2 separate regions of the Homo sapiens genome follow, and region 2 is linked to region 1. A link is a loop called in an ENCODE intact Hi-C map of the cell type or tissue named here. Cell type or tissue: GM12878. All regions are shown on one strand.

Evidence for each region. Peaks named below come from ENCODE experiments on the same cell type or tissue, not always from the same donor. Only the 100,000 strongest peaks of a DNase experiment are listed, where the experiment ranks them.
Region 2: a loop joins it to region 1, with 11 times the contacts of the local background. A loop is called at or near these places in 77 of 110 quality-filtered maps.

Annotation. Positions count from the first base shown.
Region 1 is chrX:12,813,195-12,815,694 of GRCh38, reverse strand. The region is part of intron 4 of PRPS2 (phosphoribosyl pyrophosphate synthetase 2); the gene reads right to left. Among named protein-coding and RNA genes, the nearest start is that of PRPS2, 23 kb to the right of the region's middle. In GM12878, a CTCF peak has its summit at 1,072 (motif pointing left); a DNase peak (open chromatin) is centred at 1,064.
Region 2 is chrX:12,892,757-12,895,256 of GRCh38, reverse strand. No RefSeq gene overlaps it. Among named protein-coding and RNA genes, the nearest start is that of TLR8, 13 kb to the left of the region's middle. In GM12878, a CTCF peak has its summit at 983 (motif pointing right); a DNase peak (open chromatin) is centred at 1,055; H3K27ac peaks cover 1,239 bases.

The DNA.
Region 1 (2,500 bases):
TCCAGCCTGGGCGACTGAGCGAGACTCCATCTCAAAAAACAAACAAACAAAAAAACACGTACAGTTCTATTATCTACATGCCAATGTCATAAAAGCCACTCAAACTCCAGGTAAGGAAAGCTACTTTCTGGGAACATGAGACAGGTTTTCCCAAGACACATGAACACCTCGCACAAAATGTCCACATACATTACCGTCTGCTTATTTGGTAACGACTAGGCAGATTTGGGCATGACAGGATACCAATCCACAGCCCAGCACTGGGAAGCACTGCCCTTTGTGGTGGAAGTTCTATACCGGAGAAGTTAAAGCAGAACCTGTTTTCATCTCTCTGCCAGGTGGCGCCTGTTCTCACGAGCCTGCTCACAAGCAGACAGCAGGGTAGGCATGGAAGTGGGACTGGGAAAGAAGGTGAGCTCTGTGGTTCTTGGCAGTGGGGGACACAGACATCTCACTTGAGTGGGGAGCCCTAGCCACTAAAAGGTATCCAATGGTAATGTCAGAAGAAGAAGATAAGAGAAAATACCCCTGCAAACAGCTTCCTGGGTTGTTAGAACGCTATGATTTCCTGAAAAAGCTATAGGTAACTCTTCTTTTCCTTGTATATCATGGAGACCTAATACATACTCCTAACAAATGATGTTGACACAACATACCACACTGAAATCTTAGGCAGAAAAAGGCAGAACGAAAATTATATACATACAGTTTTGGATTTCTTCTGGGCACATATTTACAATCTTTTCTCTGTGGGTGCATGTGCCATATCAGCTCCCCCAGGAGAGACAGATACATAGTACACCAAATTATTCATAGTGGCATCACTGGTTGAGATATAAAGTGTTAAGATTTTCTTCTTTCTACTTTCCAAATTTCCTATAGAGCATCTTCAAAGATTATGTAATCAGAAAAAAAGTTAAATCTGAGTTATCTAGTTTTACCCTCTTCCCATACCACTTTTAGGTTGACACTTGCTATCTCAGCAGTGGTAGGTAGGTTTCTTAGGTTTAATTTTCTTTCCGTGGTCAACCCAACCAAGCTACAAAGCCTACCCAAGAGTGACCTCCTGTGGCAACATTCAGTTTTACCCGGAACGAGTCAAGCTTCAAAGCTTTTTCTAAAGCAACAAGCTCCAATTGGTCAGACAGAAATTTACAGTATTTTATTTTGCTAACTATGACCTTTTGCATCAAGCAAAGAAGTCACAGATAATGTCAACTGCATATGTCATGTATTACCCGCAAGGCTGTTCTGAGGAGACTGTCAGTTGGGGGCTAGAATATGAGGATGACAATAATGTGTAGCAGAAACACTTGGAAAAGAGAAAGGAGGTGACAAAAATTCTGAAATGTACTTCCCTAAAAAGCTTGATTTTCCTGGCAGAGGGAGCAGGGGTGATTGAGTGCAGACTGCTTGAAAGGAGGTCTCAACAAAACAAAACAGCATCTCAACCCCAGCCATTTATTCTGTTTACTTTATTCTGCATTTTTTTAAAAGTAGGAGTTGGCAAATAGCTATCTATTTGAAATGGGGAACTCTGTATATGATGAAAGATGCCATTTCAAATCAATAGAGGTGGATTATTTAATAAATAGTTTTGGAAAAACTAGACAGTAGAGTCGGGGGTGGGGGGGCTGGATTCTTATTTCATTCTTTATTCCAAAATAAATTTCAGATGGAAGTAAACTTGGGACATTAAAAAAGAAAAAAATATACAGAATCATGGGAGAAGACAAATTTTAAGAGAAGGATGACTCCTACATAAACTCAGAAGCCATAATGTGAAGAAAAAATAAACCTGACTACGTAAGAAGGTTTTTAAAGTCCTGCAGAGAATAAAAATACAAAATAGGAGAAGAAATGAAAAAACTTGGAGAAATATTTGCAACACACATGAGAAACAGCTGTGATCTCGTCTATGCAAAACTGTAGACAATCCACAAGAAACGTCCCAGCCAAGAGAACAATAGGCAAAAGATTTGAATAGAGACCCATCTCATGGAAAATCAACATACCCTGGTGAGGGCACTACCCTCACCCACAGCAACCAGAGCTCACAGGAAGAGGATGCCATAGATCACCTACCTGATCTGGAAGTAAACTGCCTGATAACCCACTGTGTGAGCAAGGCTGTGTAGAAAGTCACTGGCATCCATACATGATGGAATGTCAACTGGTATATTTTTTGGAAAAGACCATATTTTGGCACTGCCCATCAAACCTAAAATGGCTCATGCCTTTTGACTCGGCAATTCCACTTCTAGGAACGTATCCTACTAGCACACGTGTACAAAATGTCAAAGCAACGATATTGCTTCACAACTGCATTTAAGAGTGCAAACAACGGCACCTACAAATGGGGAAGAGGGGGCCTGACTGGTCACAGGAGCTGTGGTACATGCACACAAGGGAATATTGCACAGCTGCACAACACGACTATGGAATCATTGTTAAGATACAGCAAGTGAGTTTTTCAGAAAAGCACAGTGAAGAACTGTGT
Region 2 (2,500 bases), 80 kb before region 1:
TAAAAAGTAATAAAAAGAATTTAAAAAGTTATTTATGGAGTGTTTGATAGATGTCAGACCCTGTGCTGAGTACTTTTTATGGTTTATCTTACTTAGGTTTACAATTAATCTATGCAAAACATGGCCATCAGTAATTCAGTAATTCTAATTATCAGTAATTCTAATACACACAAATATATACATGCTTGCATGTATATGTGTGCATATACACAAACATATATGGACAGCTATATATATGTGCATACAGAATACATAGGTAGGTGTGTACATGTATATATATCTTAGCAAGTAAGCGCCCCATCATCTTTGACTTAATTAACGGGCGTGAAACACCCAAGCATCATGCCTGTTCACCAACTGTCTTCATGAACTGACAGTCAAGTAGGCAAGCAGGATGAAAAAGACCTAAATCCTCAAACTGGCAAGTTACTGCATGCTTCAAAATGCTATTTATAGGGCGGGGGGTGGTGACAGAAGGGAATGGTTAGTGGTTGGATTGCTCGGAAATATGAGAGAGAGAGAATGTTCAGCTAGAATGTGCAAGAAAGATTACTGATACTCAAATACAGTTTTAAAATGGGGGCCACAGTCTATAAAAAATGGAAATGTAGGAAAAAGAGGATCGGTCACCCAGTTAACTCAAGGCTATACATCTACATCTGCATGGGCAAAAGGAAATTCATGACTGGCCCCATTTTGAGACTTAAAGCAAAAACAATGGAAATAAATGATAGAAACAAATATTCAATAGTCTGTGGCCTTCAACTTCTTTGTAAACTGCCCTCCCATCAGTAAACATTCAACACACAGCCCTACATATTTCTGTATTAATACACTGGGTATATGATAAAAATAGCCACAGACATACTTTTAAAAACATGACTATATCTGTTCTTACATTTTCTTCCCACATCCCCCTTTGGAAGCCCGTCTAAGGGTCTCAGAAGCAGAACATCAGCATCCAGGAGGGATTTCCCACCCCACTAGGTGGCGCTTGGCGCCACATAAGTAGAACCACAGCGTCTATCAGTAAGATGTTATGGAAGTTACGGTAAAGACATCCTTTTACCCACAAATGTAATCAGCAACTCTATCAGGACTTACGAGACTTCAATTCCATTAACCACCTGCCCCTGTCTATCTAATTCTGCCCTAGTGTTCTTGTTCAAATTGTCTTCACCTTTGGGCCCTAAACAGAAATGCCAGTCCTATATAGTTAAATTATACCTGTCCAAAAACAGTGCCCAGCGGGAAGCAATTTGAGTTTAAGTGCAGCTCCACTCCCGGGAAGTAGGTTGAGAGCACCAAAGTTTATACACAAAAGGAAGGAAATTGAGCACAGCTTGGGGGTCTGGGCTTTCCTTACTAAAGTGATCCCTGTAATAACAGTCCCTGGTGTCACAAAGGAAGATGTGGTGCTTCCCAAACTGCTCTGCAAGCCAGTTGCTTCAAAAGTATTCCAGGGATGCGGACTCCTGGGTCCCAGAGATTGAGCAGTTGACTTTGCCTCTCTGATCTCACCTTTATCTCTGAGTTAACCCATCATCTTTAAGATGGAGCTGCTAATACTAGCCTCATAGAGGTGATGTGAAGATTCAAGGGAATAAAGGAAGCATTTAATTTGCATTTGCTGCTTAATAGATGTGACTTCCCTTCCTCCTTCCCCTCCACCCCTTACTGAATGACATTGTCGGGATACCAGTGACTTCATCTTGAGCCCTTCTTCCTAAGATCCTCCTCACTCCCTCCTTGCCTGTCATTCCCTTTGTGGGCCTGCCCTCATGAGCAGGAGCCAAAGTTGGGATTACTTTAAAATGCATCTTCTCCATTCAGAACATGCTTCCTGTGTTCTGTTTTCTTAGGTGGCCTGTTCTGGAGAGTTGATCATCTCACAAATTAATCCATCACAATGTGTTAATGGACAGGAGTGATGTGTTGAAACAACCCTTGGAACGTTGTAAATTAACTGGGAATTTTAGTTACAATGCCTCAATCCAAAGGCAAAGAAATCAATCATGAGAAAAGTAGGCCCAGAAGAGAGATGGGAGCTATAAACTGTTTTATTTAATGCATGTCACCTGTTACTAAGTTCTGTTTGGTGGGCCTCCATCTGGACCTGGTGCAGGGATGTAACCACCATCCCAGGGTGATAGCAGGACAACAACCTAGTTCTGGCTCCCAAAACAGCCCAAGCAATCTTCTCAGCAGTGTGGTCCCCCTGGATAATGGGCCTCAGATATGGTTCATGGAGATGTTACTACAAACTTCTTTTGCTCAAGTCAACTCATGCAATTCACTGTTATGAAATCCCCTGGAATCAATGCCTCATGGTTTTGCCTTGGCCAGTGAGAAGTAAAGCAGCCATGTGTCATACAAGAGCAATATGGCTTCCTAGTTAGCCGTCTCTGTCTAGTTTTACCCTCAGTAGTTGCCACTGGCCAGAAGAATATTGAGAGCCATTTTCTGTTTGTGGGAGCCGCTGTCTGGCTCATCTTTGCTC